2 separate regions of the Mus musculus genome follow, and region 1 is linked to region 2. Evidence: chromatin loops called from intact Hi-C (ENCODE). Cell type or tissue: left cerebral cortex. All regions are shown on one strand. Each heading gives the region's core, and the rest is flanking DNA. Links, peaks and the distances in the headings are about the cores only. Region 1 has its middle 14 kb from the start of Hddc2. Region 2 holds the start of Hint3 (histidine triad nucleotide binding protein 3).

Region 1 (10,424 bases), core at 1,715-9,714, 680 kb before region 2:
TAACACTGCACTCAGGAGGCAGAGTTAAAGTCATCCTCCACTGCATAATGAGCTTCAGGCTAGCCTGTGCAACATAAGATGCTGTTTCAGAAAAGAAAGTGTCAAGGCTGGCAGTTTGCTGAAAGTAGAAGCCAGGGAACAAAGTGTAGGTGGAAGACACAGAGGTAATGGTGAGAACACTGCCTTCATTCCTTGAACTGAGCAAGGGGCAGCTGGGCCTTGTTTTAGGGTTTCTATTGCTATGGTGAAACACAATGACCAAAGAGCAAATTGGCACTAGGCACTGGTGGCACATGCCTTTAATCCCAGCTCTTGGGAGGCAGAGGCAGGTGGATTTCTGAATTTGAGGCCAGCCTGGTCTACAGAGAGAGTTCCTGGACAGCCAGGGCTACACAGAGAAACCCTGTCTTGGAAAACAAAACCAAAACCAAAACCAAAACAGAAAACCAAAAACCAAACCAAAACAAAAAATAAACCCAAACAAAGCAAAACGAATAAACAAACAACAAAGAGCAAACTGGGGAGAAAAGGGATTATTCAGCTCACACTTTCAGATCATCGTCCACTCTGGGAAGAAGTCAGGAGAAAATTCAGTCAGGGCTGGAGCCTGGAGGTGAAAGCGGAAGCAAAGGCCCTGGAAGGGTGCTGCTTATTGGATTGCTTTTCATGGCTTGTTCAACTTGCTTTCTTATAGGACCCAGGATAGGCCAGTCCAGAGATAGTTGAGCCCTCCCACACTAATCAATAAGTGAATGAGGGACCCTAAGGGGTTTTTCAGTCCCACACCCTCCTTATACCTCCCCCCTCCCACCTGGGGTCAAGGCTAGGCCAAGTTCCATTCTCCACCCACAGGAACATTCTTGAGTTAAAAGTTTTCAGAATGTACTGACTGCTAGTTACCTGACCCTCTGGAAAGTCCCAGGTAGAGTTCAAATGTTGTCATGCTTGCTCGCCAATAGATTTAAGGGTCAATATGCTTAGCCAATATGCTTGCTGATGTAACCTGTGACCCTAAAATAAAAACTTCTAATAATAGCCATTTGGGGCTGCCTTCTTGGGAATTGAATTTAGGATCTCTGCTCACTTCGGTCAACCCTGCTCGTTCAATTCCCCACAGTCAGTCCCTCCCCTCGAGAGACTGATTGAGGGTTGACCCCGACGCTGGGAAAGAAACCTTGCTTTTGCATTGATCTGCCTCTCGGCGTGTCTGGGGGCATCTTGAAGTAAGTACCACTGACCGAGGGTGGAGGTCTTATATGAGAAAATGCCTTACAGCTGAACCTCATGGAGGCATTTCCTCAGCTGAGGCTCCTTCCTCTCTGATGACTCTAGCTTGTATCAAGGTGACACAAAAAGCAGCCAGTACAGTCCCGATGCTTCAAGTTATAACCATTATTCACAGCCAGGCCTTGCACTTCAGAGGTAAGGAGCGAAAGGTTCTGCAGGTGTAGAGGGACAACTGTCATATGTAGAATACGTTATATCAAATGAGAAAACTTTCCAAATAACATTTGCTCAATTTCAATAATTTGGAGTGTTTCTTCCTTGCCTCCAAGTAAAGGAGATGCAGTGATTTTTGCTATTTTAGGGCATTTCTCAGTGACTAAAGGGTAGACCTTTGATAAAAAAGTAGGTCTGTGAGCAAAGTTTTGTAGCAAACCTTAATTATCCCAGAGGCCAAAATTCCAGGAACTTTATGAATTTTTAATGGTGTGGAACTTACAGTATTTAAAAAGTAGAAAAAGCTTAAAACAGGAAAACCAAGGGAAATGTAAATTTGGAGCTTCCAGTTTGCAAAATCATCAAAGCAAAATCCTAATTGGATTTGGCCTGACAAGGTACTTGGCACTTACTGCTCTTCTGGTTTGGTGTCCACATCAATATCTTATAAGAACATAAAAAGCAAACCACATCAGCTCACTAGCCAAGAGCTGAAGTCATAGGATAAAGAGAGGTGAGCCAGAGCGCAGGACCACAAGGATCAAAAGTATTGGCCAGTGAACACCACAGCTGTAGCAAGACAGACTGACACAGGGAAATTGGACACATGGAGTTCCTACTAAAACTACAGACCCGGGAGAAGCCCTACACTCAATCCTAGAACCACACTAAGCAATAATCGGCTCCACTTGCCCACTCAAACCAATAGAACCTACACAGGGTCATAACATTAAAAGTCGAAAGGATCTGAGCAGTTCCTTTTGAGTTACTGAAGAGGGAAAGTGTGCTCAAGGGAGTGTGTATAAGATGTATCTGTGTAATGAGGACTATGTTTGTGCCAGGCACTTTGCTGGAGGATCCAGTAGAACAGGGAGGTTGCTGTGATGCTGTGCCTCCTAGAAATGTCAGAAGCTACACCCATAAAGTCTCACCAAGATGGATGACCAAGTGTGAGTGGAATGAGCACAATACCAATAGACATGCTATTGTGAAAGGGGAAAGCCCATGAGACCTCAACCCTAGACAAAGAACTACAGGCAAGTAAGGGATGCTGAGATCTGGAGAAGCAGTCTTCCCCACGGAAGAGCACACCAACTTGTCATTCAACATCAAATGGTTAGCCTGGAAAGCATACACATACAAGTAACATTATACAGATTGAGCAGGTTGTATGTATGTTTTTAGACATACACACACACATACACACACACACACACACACAAACACACCATTACCATCAGAAGCAGCAGCAGCAGTTAAAGAAAAAGGGATCAAAATAAGTTTGAAAGAAAGCAAAGGGGGTGGTATGTGGGAGAGCTTGGAGGTAGAAAAGGCATGGGGGAAATGATATAATTATAGATAGATACATAGATAGATAGATAGATAGATAGATAGATAGATAGACAGATTCCTTCACTGCTGTACCCATAGTTTAGCCCCATAGAAGATTCCTTATTAAGATCCTTTCCCAGGTGTGGAAATCAAGGCTATCACAGTAGGTCATAGTGCAATGTATTACTTAAAGGTTTGTGGCACTGCTGGCGTATATACCTGCAGCACAGGCAATCACGCAAGACTTTCAATGGACAGATATGGAATCTGTAATACAAGATCAGGCTAACAAACTACTATGTTACTGGATTGTAGGCTTAGCATACTGCCGTGTGCTTTATCGTTCATGTATCTCCTTCTACAAATAAAAAAATGTTTACCACAAAAATGTATACCATGAATTGCCAGGAGAGCCTCCTACATCAATTCATTGTATGATGAGGATTGTAGCTTGTACCACCTAGAACTTTCTTAGGAATACAAAGGCACATCTGTGTCATGAATATTTGGTCCATCATAGTCAGAAAGACAAATCTTTAAGTTCATAAGTGCTATCAAGTCAAATCTGTTCCCTTTTTGATGGACAGTCCTATCCTTTCAAAGTATGAATCATCCCTAAAGCTTAGGAAACCAGTGGCTAACTATGAAGTCACAGAAAATTTCTCCAACGTTTCTTGGGAAGTTTTATCATGTTGATACAACACATACCATGTCTTGGATTCTCAGAATCTAGAATATTGCAGAGCAGCCCTCTACATTCAGTGAGAATAAAGTGCTGGGATAAATGTATTGGAGGGAAAGAATCATCTTGGCCAAAGGCCAAGTCATCAGTATTTTCAGAGTGGCCCAAAAAGGGAGCTTAAAGATACAAATGTAACCAAATGTAATGGATAAACCCAATCATTTCTCTAAGAATATGTGGTTGGGTTTCTGCCCATCATAGTGATGCAGGATGTTGACACCATGGTTCTCTTCTCCCATCCCTTGTGATACTGCGGATGCAGGAAGTAGGAGACAAAGCATGCCAGACTTCCATATCAGTCCTCCCTGATATCCAAGGCCACTCCCCATCTCAGCCAATGCCACAGCTGAGTAACATCTGTTCTTAACTTTCTGCCTCTCTGAATTCTCTCTTTCCACTGGAGCTTTTACATTTCCTATAGAAGCAGGAGTCAATGGGCCTTTACATGTTTCAGCTGTTTCTAATTCTCTCCCAGGCCCACTCTCTCCCAATAAATGACACATTGTAGAAGGTGTTTTACAACCTGACTTGCTAATAGATCCAGACCTCTCTTGCAACAAAACCAAACAAAGGAATTAAAGCTTAAAACACAAAGTCACAGAAACACAAGAGAGATAAATGTAGAGTTATTTAAAACTTGTGAAAGGAGTCAGAATAATGTGGAAATAAATAATATGGAAAGTACCTTTTAACTCTAGAAGTCTAACCTTGCAAGAGAATGTCCTCGCACTGGACGATCACACTGCTTTCCACAGGCTTTTCCTCCTCCTGCTATATACACTTTATCTTTATGGATTCCATTACAGACCTGTGAGAAAATACTATAGTGATAACTAAATCTACCCACTTTCTCATCCTTGGGCATTCAAGACTGAATCATCCATTGGTAAACCACTTATAAGTTCCTTCTATAACAAAATTAAGCTAGAGAGGTCACAGGTGTCCTTAGGTAGAGGTGGGGCTCACCATTAGATTAACAATTCTTCCTTAAACTTCCGTAACAATGCTCCCCCTTTTAGATTGTTTAAATTTGCAAATTTTCAAAAGAATATCATTATTTTGTAACATTGAGGTTGATTAATACATTAATCGGTCACTGACCAACAAGTATGCATAGAGATGATCTAACATTAAAGGTAATAGGAAAGCTATATAGGTCAGCAATTTTCAGCCTATGGGTCCTGATCACCCCGTCATGGATCACATACCAGATATCCTGCATATCAGGTATTTACATTATGATTCATAATAGTTGCAAAGCTACAGTTATGAAGTAGGAGCAAAGTAATTTTATGGTTTGGGGTTACCATAACATAAAGAACTGTTTTGTAAAGGGTCGCAGCATTAGGGAGGTTGTGAACCAATGTTGATGACTGTATTGTGATTGCTGTCCACGGTTCCCCTCAAGCTGGGGAGGAAGAGATGGATTTGGGAAGAAGTCGTGCACTGGAAAGAGGAGAGGGCTATCTGGCAATTTTCAGGGCAACACCAAGAAACTACATGTAGTTTTGAGAGTCAACCACCAGGTGGCACTATGTCATCACCATTGCCTTCTCAGCTCTGGAGCATGAATATATTAAATGTCCTGTTTCCTAACTGGATTGAGTAAATATTTATACTCTCACTATTTCTGCTTCTGTCCTTCTTCCTTTGTCACTCTCCCATCATTCTTCTTACCTATCACCTGTAATGGTAACAGCACTCCCATGTGATTATATTTAGAAAAAGTATACGAATGCCTAGAGTACCAGGAGTATATTCTAACGTCCTTACAAATGGTCTTTTCAAGTAGTTACAGGGTTGAAGAAGCCTTTGTGGTGATTTATGTTCATATAGAAATCAGTAAGTATAGGATACTGCATATAATAAAGGTCAAAATTTTATTTGGATACAGACTAAGACATCACAATACGTTTTCAAATAGCCACATTTTTATTCTGGTAATCTCAAAATTATAAAATGAAGAGAACCCTTGTTACATGGGGAGAAATGTCATTCTACCAGAGGCCTCCAGGGTGGAAGTCATTTGCTGGGATGTGAGTGAAAGAGCTACACGGAGTCACTGCTTAACTGTGAAGCACAGATTCCTTGCTCTAAGTAAGAGAGGCCCAGCAGAATTCTAAACATATTTAAAACAACAAGGAATTCTTCACAGCCTGAATCAAGTTTGGAAACTTATTCTATAAAGCATCCAAAAAAATGTCATGATTAATCCAGACTAAAAAGTATCCTTATCAGGTATTGTTTTTAAAAATGGATTTCATTGATAGTGAAAATATAGAAAAACCAGGCTAATGCTTTTTAATTCCAAGAGATAGCCACATTTGGGGATCTTCATTAAAAAACGATGCTGTGGAGTCTCAGGAGTGACTCTAGTGTGCTGCATGAAAGGAAGTATTTTGAGTGGTCTGACCTTCACTGGCAACACTAGAGTCTTGCTGAGAGATGGCACCCTTGACCAAAAGATCATTATACCAAAGCTGAGTAGCCAACTTTCTGGCGGGCCCTGAATTCTTCCTGCACTACTTTATTTCTTCTTTTTAAGGGGTGGCATATGTTCATGAATGTAAATAAAGTCACAAAATATCCATTTGGATGACAAAGCCAATTTAGAAATAAAATGGAGGACACTGAGGACTCTTAAAGAGATTTCTAGCATTTTGAGAAATAACTGCAATTCTCTGATGTGCCTTAGTTTAGTGGACTTTGTAATTTAGATTCTAAATTGTTGTGATAAGTAGGTAGGATTAAAGCAAGGTGGTGTCTTTAGGCAGAAGGAATTCACTCTCAAGAACCTAAGAGCCATAGCCCTGGGGCAGCAAATACCTTATAGTGCTTCAAGTTCTCAGAGAGCTTTCAGAGAAGTAACCAATCACAATAATAAAACCCAAAACAAAGTATAAAACTCAACTTTGGGCCTAACGAGACATCGTTCAACTTTAATACAGAATCCTCAGAAAGAGAGCAGAGTATGAGGATTCTTTATTCTAAATTGATGCTGTGGAAGGCATCTGAGACCATGAGGTAAGGAAAGGAACCTCTTCATGGTAATGAAATAGACAGCGCTGCAATTTTCCTTAGACTCAGAGTCTGGTCATCCCTCCAGGGGATGACACAGCATCCTAAGTGCTCACAAGCTTCCAGAGATGGAGTGCTCACATCTGCCATGCTGTCCCCTGCCTGGGCCTGACTATGCTCTTATTACATTCATCTAATTATGGTGAAATAAAATTTGTTTCCCTACATCTTTTTTCCTGAATTAAAAAGCAAATCAGCAACAACAACAACAAAAACCTTGTGAACAAAACAAGATTTCAAGAACTTTGGAGCATCTGCCATGTAGTAAACCTGCTCACGTGTTAGGAATAAGAAGGTCAAGAGATTATATGGAGTTTGGCCACTTTTGTGGAATTTATAATCTAATTCTATAGATTGCTCACTTATTTTCTTCTCTAAGAAATAAGCTATGCTCTACCGAACACTGGCATTCTACTGTAGCCCTATTAGCAGCGAAAGGAACTGTAACCTTGACAAGACATCAAGTGACAACTTAACCACCATATGTTTAATTGCCATGTCCCTCGTGGCTCTAAATTTGCAGAGCCAAGACTGCAAGTCTGGTTTCAGCAGGATGCAGGTCCAATAGCTGAAGACCATTTGGAGAAATTCTCCCACTACAATCTATGCCCCTTTGGGCTTTATAAATGTGCCACAGAATGCAAACTTGGACACTCATATTCTGAATAAAGGATGGCCTCCTGAAAAGCTATTGATAGCAGCGGGAAACATATTTGTGGGTTAGTGGAACTGAGTCCATGAACCAGAACTTGTTGAGACAGCCAGAGGTGAGAGCCAGGAGAACTGAGCTACAAGAACAGCGTGGGTTCCCCACTAAAATGTGGGCTAAGGTGAGCAAGCAAAAGCACGAGGAAGGTGGAGAAGAGAGGGGAGAGAGGGTAGACTGCCCCTTCCTGTCATTTTTTTTTTTCATTATAAGACACGGCAATAAATTGTTCGTTGAGGAAGTTGCAAAGAACTTAGAAAAGAGGATATTCTGTACTGATTGTCAAAACTCAAGATTTAAGGAAAGAGGCAGAGAGAGACAAAGAAAAGCTGAGATAAAAATCATTGTGGGGGGGGGGCGAGGGGGAAGGCAAGAGCTGGAATGCTTATAATGCAAAGAGACAGTTGCATTAAAGGATTAGGCCCCATGGCCTGATTAACATCATTTGATCTTCTGCTATTGAAAAGACCCAGTGTGCTTTCAAAGGCAGTGGGCTTTTTAAATAAAACCAGGAGTCTGGTTTAGAAGAGACAGCAACTCAGTTTTTGGTTACTGACCCTTCTTTTTCTTTTCTTTTCTCTTTTTGGTTCTACCTGTTTCAATGTGTTTAGTACCCTGCTCTCTGCCAGTAGGGTCTGCATCTAATTCTTCAAATTTGGGATCTGCAAGATTTAATATGATTAAGGCAAACACATAAATGTTTTATGACCTATCTTGGTCGTATCAGAGTGCGACCCCTTACTTGGGAGTGCATTCTATTTTATTTCTGATTTTTACCTATAAAAATACTTTCTTCCCCTCTCTCTGCTATTTAGCCAATAAAAAGCAAAATTTCTGTGAGATGGGTTAGCACACCACAATACAACACGTTCTATCTTCCTTCTGGGTTCTTATTCAAATTATGGTGTAACTCATGCTTTCCCTGAACTTGAGTGGTCTTTGGCAGGCCAAATTCTCCATCAACCAGCTTGGTGTAGCATATGGTTCAGAGAGTCAAAGCAGCTTTACCTTCATGCTTTTATGTCAGGGTGGCCAGGCTCTGAGGTGGGGAGGGTTTCTGGTTGTTTCAGAAAACCAAACATGCTCCTAACTGGTTGAGTCTCTGTGATCCATTCAACCCCCGAATCTCTGCCAAATCAGCTAACAAAGGTCGATTGTAATCTTGACGGTTTTCCCAGCAATGACTGGACAGGGGCAGACCAGCAACCAGAGCACTGCAAGTCTGTTGTTCACAGTGAGACCATGAATGGAAACGCATCAGTGGCAAGAATCCCACATCTGAACTCTGGCCAAGTACTCTCCTTGTAAGAGGGTTCCTTCTAGACCTGGTAAAGCTCATATCTATCGTTTGTTTGTTTGTTTGGTTGGTTGGTTTTTAGTACAATTACCTTGGGTAGTACTCCTCATTGAAAGCTACTGGGTTAGGGTTGTCCTTTGGAAAAAAAAAAAGCATATGACATGCAGTGCTTTGGGAAATTGGAGGTTTCATAAAAATGAAGCACAGTGAATCTATAAAACTAAGTTGAGATAAGGTCTGAAGAGGTTACTTGGTCATTCCAGCTAGCTGCAAGGATGAAGAGTTTGAACCTGAATTTGTAAATACAGATTCCTTTGTCATTAAGTGGGACTGCTTAAACACAATTTAAACATCTCCACGTGCAACTTGAAGGCTTCCTTTCTGAAAGGAGACAGTGACATCTCAAATGCTGATTTAAAAATAGCAGTAAGCTGGCAAAATGTCAGACATAAAGTCCAAGGTATTTATCATTGCTGGAAAGTCAGGCAACACTTAACACATTCAACTGAGGAGCATAAGGTGATAATTCACGCATTCATTGCTTTTCACAAGCAATTCACATGGTCAGGATATCACACTTACCTATTTACTAAAAGGGAGTTGTCAGTTGTCATGTGGCTGGAAAGGGATAATGTGGGGCTGAGATGTTTAAATTAGATCCAACGTTTTAAAAAGCAACCTGACAAAAATCTCAATAATCTGTCTCTTTGACTGAGTTACCATTAATTCTTAAAATATACTTCATAAATATATATATTTTATAGGTAATATTTCATTAGAAATAAAATTAGCATGGGTATAATAACAACATAGCAAAATATCACAACAGCACAAAGACCCCAAACAAAACCAGTGTAATGGGATAACAGTCAAGAGACTTGTCAATCACAATCTCATTGTAAATCTCCATAAAGGAATATCAGGTAGAAGTTTCCCAAAGATTCCTTTTTTTTCTTCTTCTTTTTTTGTTAAATTAGATATTTTCTTCATTTACATTTCAAATGCTATCCCCCTTCTTAGTTTCCTCTCGAAAGTCCCCTATGCCCTCCCCCCACCCTGCTTCCCAATCCATCCACTCCTGCTTCCTAGCCCTGGCATTACCCTGGACTGGGGCATATAATCTTTGCAAGACCAAGGGCCTCTCCTCCCATTGATGGCCACAGGCCATCCTCTGCTACATATGCAACTAGAGACACAAGCTCTGGGGTGTGTGTGGGGGTACTGTTTAGTTCATTTTTTTTTTGTTCAACATATAAGGTTGCAGACCCCTTTAGCTCCTTGGGTACTTTATCTACCTCTTTCATTAGGGGCCCTGTGTTCCATCCAATAGATGACTGTGAGCATCTACTTCTGTATTTGCCAGGCACTGGGATAGCCTCACAAGAGAGCTATATGAGGGTCCTGTCAGCAAAATCTTGCTGGCATATGCAATAGTGTCTGAGTTTGGTAGTTGTTTATGGGATGAATCCCCGGGTGGGGCAGTCTCTAAATGGTTCATCCTTCCGTCTCAGCTCCGAACTTTGTCTCTGCAACTCCTTCCATGGGTGTTTTGTTCCCAATTCTAAGAAGGAACAAAGTATCCACTCTTTGGTCTTCATTCTTCTTGAGTTTCATGTGTTTTGCAAATTGTATCTTGGGTATTCTAAGTTTCTAAGCTAATATCCACTTATCAGTGAATGCATATCATGTGAGTTCTTTTGTGATTGGGTTACCTCACTCACGATGATATCCTCCAGATCCATCCATTTGCCTAAGAAGTTCATAAATTCATGTTTTTAATAGCTGACTAGTACTCCATTGTGTAAATGTACCACATTTTCTGTATCCAT
Region 2 (10,424 bases), core at 1,670-9,669:
TAGTCCATCTCATTTGCAATAACAACAATCAAGGCTAAGTTTTTTTTTTTTTTTTTTTTTTTTTTTTTTTTTTTAATAAGCAAAGAGATACCATTTAGTTCAAATATCTGGAAGTGCCAGAGCATGACAGTAAACATCCAGGAGGGTGTTAGTACATGCCTATATTCCCAGTACCCAGAAGGCTAAGGTAGAAAAGTTGTCCTGGCTCACATGCATTTGAGACTAACTTGACCTGCACAAGTTCCAGGCCATCAAGAGCTATATAGCTAGATCTTGAAAAACAAGGAAGGAAGGAAGGGGAGGAGAGGGAGAGGAGAGGGAGAGGAAACACTCAGGTGTCCAGGTAGGGAAGGAAACCCAAAAAGAAATGAAAATGAAAATCAGGTTTAGGAGCTGGCTGTAGAGATGGCTCAGAGGTTAAGAACACCTGCAGTTCTTCCAGAGGTCCTGAGTTTAATTCAATTATATGGTGTCTCATAGCCATCTATACTGTGATATGATGCCCTCTTCTGGCATATAGGCATACATGCAGGCAGAGTACTCTATACATAGTAAAGAAACCCTAAATAAATTTTAAAAAAGAAAGAAAGAAAGAAAGAAAGAAAGAAAGAAAGGAAAGGAAAGAAGGAAAGTAAGGAAGAAAGGAAGGAAGAGAGGAAGAAACAAAGGAAGGAAGGAAGAAAGGAAGGAAGGAAGGAAGGAAGGGAGGAAGGAAGGAAGTAAGAAAGGAAGGAAGAAAGGAAGAAACAAAGGAAGAAACAAAGGAAGGAAGAAAGGAAGGAAGAAAGGAAGGAAGGAAGGAAGGAAGGAAGGAAGAAGGAAGAAAGGAAGGAAGGAAGAAAGAAGGAAGAAGAAAGAAAGGAAGGAAGAAAGAAAAGGAAGGAAGAAACAAACAAAGAAATGAAGGAAGGAAGAATGGAAGAAAGAAACAAAGAAATGAAAGAAGGAAGGAAGAAAGGAAGAAAGGAAGGAAGAAAGGAAGGAAGGAAGAAAAACAGGTTTAGATTGACTTAGTTTATCTGGATCAGATATCAGGTAGTCTAGTGCAGGTGGTTCATTGTCAGAATATTAAAACAGTAGAAATTGGGAAAGGTTTCCAGGTAAGAATCATTCCAATTCCAGGTACTCAATAAAGCTTAAAGTATGACTACATAGAAACGTCTTTACAAAGTACATGTGACCATGAAGGTGGGTTCTATAGCTGAATGGCCTAGAATCTAATGTGGTCTCTGAGATAGCATAGAGGTTAGCAGGTCATAAAGCACAGGTGACATCTCCCCTAAGGATAGGGTTTATTGGGTTTGTTTCATCATTACAGTTCATCGTCTAAGGAAGTCAAAACAAGAACCCGAACAAGAACCTGGAGCAGAGGCCATGGAGAAGTGCTGCTTACTGGCTTGCTCCACATGGCGTGTTCAGCCTTTCTTATAGAAACTTGGACCACCTCCCTGCAGTGGGCTGTGCCCTTTCACATCAGTTACTAATGTTAAAATATGACCTACAGGCCTGCCTACAGATCTTATAGAGGGATTTTCTCAACTGAGGCTCCATTCCTTGGTGGGCTGCAGTCAAGTCACAAAGTCACACCATGCATCTGATTTAAGGCATGAGTTTGGGGGGTGGGGGGTGGAGATTGAAAGTCTTGAACTGGGGACATGAGAGAGAGAGATAGACAGACAGAAAGAATGAATAAGACAGAGGTGTAAGGGGAGGTGCCGATACTAAGGTCTATTTCCCTAATTGGTTGTTGATTTGTTAATAAAGAAGACCAGGAGCCATTTGCTGGGTGAAAGGTACAAGTGGGACTTCCGAGTCCCAAGAAGAAAGGCATATGAGGGAAGAGAGGGGCTTTTCAGCTATGCCTTGGAGGAAAAGGGACACTGAAATCATGTAAGGCCTTGGGACAGCTGGTCCCTGCTATGGGAGGGTAGCCAAGGATGTGGAGGAGAGATGGGGATAATTAATTGATGAGGGCATGCCTTTTTAGGCAGGAGATTCTGTGTGTGACCAGAAACTGTCACAAAAGGCAAGCTGAAAAGTGACAAACTGTATTTTTTATGCTCAGATGCAATGGTGGGGCTGGTAATGCAACCCATCCTGGGACAAGGGTCATGGGAGTGGGCTGGTGGTGCAGTCTACTCCCTGAGCAAGGAGGGTAGAGAGTGAGAGATGCCAAGTCAGTGCTGGCAGCCTGGCAGAAGCCAGAAGGAACAAAGGGAGCCAGGAGGGGTCAGAGCCCCATCGCAGCTCCTGGGCAAAGGCAGTATTGTGTTTCTAAAACTACCGGCAACACAGAGGGAATGAGAGAGGGGGAGAGAGAGGTGTGGCCAGGGCTTTATATGTGCCATACCTAGTGGAAGTGGGTGATGGCATAAACTACTGTGGCTGAATCACTTAAAGGCAGGTTGACAAAGCAACTAATTTACAATACCCTCTTCTCCAATGATTCTAGGCTGTGTTAAAATGACATAAAACTAGACAGCACATATACCGTTCCTTTATATAAATACCAGAAACAGCTGGCCTGCTATGTATGCAAACAAGACCAAGACATTTATTTATTTATTTCAAGACAGAGTCTAACTATGCAGCTCTGGCTGCCCTGGAACTCACTTTGTAGACCAGGCTGGCCTCAAACTCACACAGACCCATCTGTCTCTACCTCCCAAGTGTTGGGAATAAAGGCATGTACCACTAAGCCTGTAGGGTATTTTTAAAATTAGTGATTGATGTGGGAGAGTGCAGCCCACTGCAGGAAGGTGATCTATAAGTTTCTATAAGAAAGCAGGCTGAGCAAGCCATGTGGAGCAAGCCAGTAAGCAGCACTTCTCCATGGCCTCTGCATCAGCTCCTGTCTCCAGGTTCCTGTTGGGTTCTTGTCCTGACTTCCTTAGATAATGAACAGTAATGGTGGAAAAAAAAAACCAATAAACCCTTTCTTCCCAAAGTTACTTTGTTCATGGTGACTCATTGCAGCAGTGGTGAGCATAACTAGGAGTGTATTTATATAAAGGAAACCTTTTTGGTCTAAGACATTAAGCGTTTTAGAACTCTTACAACGATAAACAGCCTATACCCATCAGCTCAGTTGATATAGCATCTCAAAGTAACATGCCCAGAACAGGATGCCTGATCTTCCCTGACCATCCCACATCTGTTAGTCCCACAGTTTTTCACCTTGGTAAATGGCAGCTTCAGCCTTCCAGTTATTAGACCAAAAATTCTTATTGTAGTCCTTGACTACTATAGAGTAGCAGAGTTACTGCTGGTACATATATGAACAGGAACAAAAGATAATTTCTGTAGAGACTGCACTCATTGGAGATGAAGGAGTAAAAATAAATATATACCCTAAGTTAAATGCATAGGGTTAACATATATGTAGCATGCTACTATATAATTTTAAGTATGTGGGAAAGGACTTGCAATAGAAAAAAAATAGAGAAAGCTAAAGAGGAAGGAAGGGGCTAGACCACGGTTGCAAGGTTAGTCAGAGTTGGCCTTACTGAGGAAGAAACATTTTGTCAAGGAAGAGAGAACTGAAAAACTTTTGCCCTATAATAACTGTGTGCAAACATCTATCCCAAGACAACACCCATATGGAAGCATACAGACAGGGCCCTAAATGCTTAATTCACAATATCAGGCTCTGGTGTTTGTTATAGCCATCCCCACCTGCCCCCATACAAGGCTCCTGACCCTTACCACTCATAGCCTTTACTAAAAAAGCACTTCTGTTTGTGACTGTGCAACTCTCATAACTCAAAAGTGTTTTCCCGTGGGATCTGAAAATCATTCTTTTATTCATCAGACTGTTGTGAAATGTCTATGGGAACATTTCCACTATGATAGCACCAAGAATAAAGGATGAAACTCCTGTCCTTACCAAAGCCAAAGTCAACTCAAAAGCTTTCAATATCAAACAAGCAGTTATGAAAGGCATCTACAGATCACCCCCCCCCCCACCATGGCCCAAGAGGCAGCCCAAGTACTCAAGTACCTACATGGATAAAGACATACAGCTACTGTGTGTGTGCATGCATACACACACCATAAAAAAGCAGCGTGATATGAAAGTGTAAGAACAGACATGGAACATGATAATATTTAAATGTGTCAAAGTCAAATTTTCTGCTTCTGAGTCCTGCCTCAAACTTGTGATGATCTGAGAAGCTATTGTCATGATTGCACACCATATGGTTAACTACAAAGGGAATTAAATGCAACGTGAATGTGCATGTACTCTTACTTAACTTACGTTACTGTTTCAGATTACAAGATAATTCACTTAAAATCACTACTGAGTTTAAAGTCACACTAAGTGTTATTATGGGTTCTAGAACTAGACATTTATTTGAATTTTATCATTTGGGTAAGTGGTAAGAAAATAAGTCTGAATCTGTCTCTTTCTGTAGACCTGTAATAAAATAATCAACCTTGGGAGTTTTCACAATTAGAGAAACAGAGTATTTGGTGCTCAGCAAATGCCATGTATTGTAAAAAGGTGAGATCACATCATACTTAAGAACTGATACTTTTCCGCGCATGATTGTTCCCAAAGGGTTTCTCTCCCTCTCTTTCCTAAATAGCCGGGAATACAAGAGAAAATTGTTACAATGAATCAGGTGACCTGGCAGGGAATTTCTCAATTACTACCTTTTCTCTCCATATGACATATGTGTGATAGGAGACCCTTTCGATTTACATTGTACTATAAACAAAAGCAAACATGTAGAGACCAATTTGGCCGGGTTTGTTTGTTTGGTTTGGTTTCAGATCCTAAAATTACTGTGGCTGAACAAGTAAGTACACAGGAAACTCGGAAATTTCACTTTGCCAAACAAGGCTCTCTATACGTTTGACTCATCCTCTCATACCCTTAAAAGAATCGAATTTCTATACTCTTTTTCTTTTGTAACGGGAGTGTAATACACTATAGGGACGTGAAAGCAATATCCTTTACACTTTAGATGAATGTTACCAACCCCTGGATAGGTCTTCCCGTCAGAAAACGCCTTTGAGCAGTGGGCTCCTGCGGCTGCGCTGCTTTCGTCATCACGGAGCGCCGGGCTTGCCCTCTGATCGTCGCCCTTTTAGAGGCCGAGCTATCTGGTGTGTCCCATACCCAGAGTCTGGCCCTGCGCGTGCGCAGACTCCGTGTCACTAGGCGGGCCACCCTAGGGCGGCGATTCCAGGTGCATCCGCCCGAGGCGGGCCTTGCGCACCTCAGCTGATCCTGACGTCGCCTTTCGGCCGCCATGGCTGAGAAGCAAGCGGGCTTGGTCGGAGAGCCGGATCCCGAGGGGTCCTCGCCTGGGACCTCGGAGTCCTGGAACTATGACAGCAACTGCGTGTTCTGCCGCGTGGCGGCGGGTCAGGAACCCAAAACTGAACTCTTTCACTGTGAGGTGGGCGGCGACAGGCCGGGTGGGTGGGGACCAGGCATCCAATCCCTGCTCGCAGGCTTCTGTCTCTGCAGACGAACTAAACAGTGACTGACTTCTGTCAGGGACCCAGAGGTCTCCAGTGTTGCCTTTGCTGTTCAGTAGGGAGAGATAGCAGTGATAGAGCCCAGCATTCTCGCCTCCCTCGCATGCATTTGCAACACAGCAGCATCCTGTGTCTTTACTTTTATTTTAGGGAGTCTTCCTCTTCTCTAGATAGTAATTTTAAAATTATGTATTCTTCCAGTATCGTTAGAGAGCGTACAACTTGCTGAAAACAGGTCTTGGACGTGGTGAAGAAGTGTGAATTTGACTGAAATGGGCTGGAATGGGGTTTCAGGACTGGGTCTGAAGTCGAACTGATACTTACAGTTAATAGCTTGTAAGAATCTTCCTTATCTACCGTGAGAGCCTCATGAACTACTCCCCTTTTCGTTACAAGATCTCGACAGGGTTCAAACCTGTGCAGATCAAGTGTAGTTAATCATACTTGCTGCGAGATCGGGAGAGCAACAGTCATGTCATGCCTGGAAATTCCAGAAAACTCTCCCTTTCCCCTGGGTCTAACATTTTTACATCTCATCATCCTTCATAAAGAGTTAATCTTTTGAGAGAGATTTATCATCTTGCATTTAAAATTCTTATTACACATATATTCATTGTAAACACAGGAAATGATTGCACTTATATAAGTTGTTGATATATAATTATACAAATAAGAGCAGAGGAAATTATTTGTTTTGGTATAATCAGGGTTGCCAGCATCATGAAGAATTTGTTTGAGGAATCTTTCCAACAAAAGTCAGAGATGATTCTTTGCCTCACAGATCTCTGTATGGTTTTCTTACTGTATTTTTAGAATTCATTTAAGCAAAGGGCATATCACATATTCTTAGCAGGGGGCTTACCAGTACCAAGGGCAGTGTCTTACTCTTTGTGTATGAGTCTCATGGCATTGATACGAATTATTTTTAAGGGGCTCTTAGAAATAGCTGAGTGGTAGTGGTACATGCCTTTAATTCCAGCACTCAGAAAGGCAGAGGCAGAAAGATCTCTCTGTTGGAGGCCAACCTGGTCAATGCAGTGAATTCAAGGACAGCTAAGGCTATGCAGAGAAATCCCTTGAAAAACAAAACAAAAACAAACAAACAAACAAACCAAACAAAAACAGAAAGAAAGAAAGAAAGAAAGCTAGCTAGCTCTTAGAATCGAAAAATGAAACAATGTTTGAGAACCCACAGAAGTGTTGCTATGCCTGAATTCATACTTAGCAATATTAGCTGATTTAATTGCTCTTTTGCTAATTAAAATTGTTAACACCTTAGATACCATGGCTTTAAGATGCTCTTTCAAATGGACTTGCTTGTTTTAGATATAAGGGGACAGTTACTGGGAAGAAATTATTGTAGCTATATAAAAATTAACTTTTGAGAATTATTTGTTAGGAAATATTGGAGGAACTGTTGAAGCAGGTCCTAGAATAGTCTATAAAAATTACAACTGGAACAGCATAGTAGAACATTACACAGGGTAGCTTTTTCTGTTTTGTGCTTTAAAAAAAAAGACTAGCCTAGAAATAATTTCATAGCAGTAGTAATTCTTTACATTCCTTTTAATAGGCATTCAGTGCTTTATTTTATAGTTTTACCAACATTGTTTCTGAGTTAGAGACAATTGGCTTCTCTTCAGTATTTTGCTCTGGGAAGTCATACTGTAAAGAAGCCTGGTGGTGGTGACACATACCTTTCATCCCAGCATTTGGGAGACAGGGACAGGAAGATTTCTGAGTTTGAGGCCAACAAGCTCCAGGATAGTCAGAGCTACACAAAGAAACCTTGTTTTGAAAACCCCAAAAGGAAAGAAAAAAGAAAAACTGGCCAGAGGTGTAGCTCAGTGAACTACCAGAACTTGCCAGGCATGTAAGCATGTTAGGCCCTGGGTTTGACCACCAGCACTACCAAAGGGGAAAAAAAAAAAAAAAGAAAAGAAAAAAAAAAGAAACAAACACACACAAAGATTTAAAAAATACATACATGTATATACACACATTATTTTTGGCACTCTATCTTTGGGATTGGATTTTTTTTCTTTTTTTTTTTTTGGGGGGGGGGTTGGTTTTTTGAGACAGGGAAAAACCAGAGAAAGTGTAGCCCTGGCTGTCCTGGAACTCACTTTGTAGACCAGGCTGGCCTCAGAAATCTGCCTGCCTCTGCCTCCCGAGTGCTGGGATTAAAGGCGTGTGCCACCACGCCCGGCGGATTTTTTTCTCTTAATAATGGTTCAGTAGTACAATAGAAGGCAGTAAAATCACAGAACCATTTTCAGTATTTTAACATCTTAGTAAAAATGCAATTAAAAGCTAACTGAAATATCCAGTTTCTTTGCCTTTAAATTTAAAAAGTTTATCTATCATGTTGGTTTATGTGAACATGTGCATATGTAAAGGCCAGAGATGAGTGTTGGCTGTCTCTTCCTATTGGTGTTCACCTTATTGCCTTAGACTGAACCTGAAGCTTGTAGATTTGGCTAGACATAGTGGCTGAACAAGCCCTCCAGGACCCTCCCACCTCTACCTTCTAGCACTGCTAGGCCACAGACTCTGTGTGGTGCTGGTTCTGAACTTGAGTTGTCAACTTTCATCAGGGATTCATCTCTCCATCTGGAGGCTGGATGGTTTCTTGACCTTTTCTAAAGCATCCCATTGAATGGATCAAAATGGAGTCTCTGTGCTTGGGATCTTTGCTAATTATGGTTAATAGTATGGGCTTGAGGTTCGCATGACACTGAATTTTGTTTCCTGGAACAGAGAATTGATGGGAAGAGTGCATCTAGGAAAATTTGCTGAGGAAGAAAACTGTGTTTATTGACTTAACTTTTGAGTGAAAAAAGCTTAAAGTATGGATGAGAAAATGTATAATAAAATTTAGGAGTGAGATTTCTTTTTCTTTTTTCTCTGTGCAGGGTTTTTTTGTGTAGCCTGTGGGCTGTGCTTGAACTCTCTATAGTCCAGGCTGGCCTGGAATTCACAGAGATCTCCCTGCCTCTGCCTCTTGAGTGCTGGGATTAAAGGTGTGTACCACCACTGCCAGGCTAAGAATGTTTTAATGAATTTTACTTATAATTGTTCTTTGAAATCAGCTTAATATAATATAGCTCATGACAGAAACTAAAGCTTATTATTGTGAATTTAAGTATGGCACAGTTATAAAATTGCTCATTAGGCCTATATTGTAACATAAATGCAATTTCCCAGTGCTTAAGTCACAGCACAGCAGAATAATATTGGGAGATTGGTTTTTTTTTTTAATTTACTAACCAATATGCCTCTCTCTTTAGAATGAAGACCTGGTTTGTTTCAAAGATATCAAACCAGCGGCACTTTATCATTATCTCGTCGTGCCAAAGAAGCATATTGGAAGTTGCAAGGATCTAAACAAAGATCACATAGAAATGGGTAAGAAGATAACAGGGGTATCAAAAGATGGCCTACTCGGCCATCACTGGAAAGAGAGGCCCATTGGTCAGGCAAACTTTATATGTCCCAGTACAGGGGAACGCCAGGGCCAAAAAATGGGAATGGGTGGGTAGGGGAGCGGGGGGCGGGGGGAGGTGGGGACTTTTGGGATAGCATTGGAAATGTAATTGAGGAAAATACGTAATTAAAAAAAAAAGAAAAAAAAGATAACAGGGTTCTTTGTTGCTATATCACATTGAATTCTCTTTAAATATGGCAGTGACAATTAAAAAAGGAAAAAGTCTATTCAAATAATCAAGAATAAAGTAAGACTTCTTGAAACATTCTAGTTAAGAAAACCAAATAGAATTTTTTAAAAAAATGACAGTATACTTTCCATTTATCTGTCACACAGACTTTAATTACTAACTTGTGGCCATTTGTGCATGAATGACCATGCTTGGCTTTGCTTTGTACTTTTAAAGGATGGTTTTCTTGACTTTGAAATTGAAAGATACTGTGGAAAACTATAAGTTGTGATGTATTATGAGCTTATATTGCTTGATAATTTCAGATGCAGATGAATTAGCACCATAGTTTAATAATGAGGTCTTGGTTTGAACTTTTAGCTTCTGAAAAGGAGATTGGAATTTTGTTTCTTTGAGAATTACTCTGTAGTACCTACTCAGTGCTTTCTTTGACTTCTTTCTGATACCTTTTCTTGTTGCCTACTCTCCGGCCCCACTGGGCCATGTTCCCCCTCTAGTACTAGCATCAGTGGGTCACAACACTATGTCCTAGGAGGGTCCCACTGGCTCTGTCCCACATTCCTGTAACCAAACAGATCTGTCATCCTTGCAGTTTGATAACACAATACCCAGTAACCCGGTAAAAACAAGACTCAATGCTTATAGTTAACCAATCAGATTTATATATAAAAAATGCCAATATAATAATTTTAGAACCAATTGATAATCATAAAAGCTGCTCACCTAGGTTAGACAAATTATCCCAATATTCTAACCTTTATGATATCATAACAACCTGTGGCTGGCTATAGCCACTCTGATTCACATCTACCATCTTCCTTTCTCCTCCCTACCCAGAGATGCTCCCTGTCTCTGCAACTCTTAGCGCTGCCTCCCTTTTCCCTGTCCATTCACAGGCCTCCAACTGCCCTAATGTAATTGGCAAGGGAAATCTTGTGACGTATCACCCTTTCTGTTTAATCAAATCAAATCAAATCAAATCAAAACAAACACCAACTCTTGTACTCCCTACTCTGGAGTCAGCCAGCATATCCTTAAGCCAGTAATCAGAGATTTTTCAGTTTATTCCAGGTCTGTTTTAGTGGCCGTTTTCACCAGGGTCTGGGTTAGTTTGGCAGTACTGTATGGCACTCTACAACGGATAAATGAGACTAGACTCTTTAGAGGTAAGAAAAGGCGTAGGAAAAATCTTGCTGATACAGCACTATTGTTCACTAGCTTCTAGGTGACTGAATTACCAGTTTGAAAGTTGTTTCC

Evidence for each region. A loop is a pair of places that touch in the nucleus more often than their neighbours do. Peaks named below come from ENCODE experiments on the same cell type or tissue, not always from the same donor. Only the 100,000 strongest peaks of a DNase experiment are listed, where the experiment ranks them.
Region 1: a loop joins it to region 2, with 4 times the contacts of the local background. A loop is called at or near these places in 8 of 42 quality-filtered maps.

Annotation. Positions count from the first base shown.
Region 1 is chr10:31,293,989-31,304,412 of GRCm38, reverse strand. No RefSeq gene overlaps it. Among named protein-coding and RNA genes, the nearest start is that of Hddc2, 14 kb to the left of the region's middle. In left cerebral cortex, for the core only: a CTCF peak has its summit at 5,030 (motif pointing right); DNase peaks (open chromatin) are centred at 5,036 and 8,464.
Region 2 is chr10:30,613,187-30,623,610 of GRCm38, reverse strand. Hint3 (histidine triad nucleotide binding protein 3) reads left to right here and starts at 5,245. Exons shown (of 5, transcript NM_025798.3): 1 at 5,245-5,408; 2 at 8,781-8,898. The coding sequence starts at 5,259. In left cerebral cortex, for the core only: a CTCF peak has its summit at 5,259; a DNase peak (open chromatin) is centred at 5,128; H3K4me3 peaks cover 1,614 bases; H3K27ac peaks cover 1,410 bases.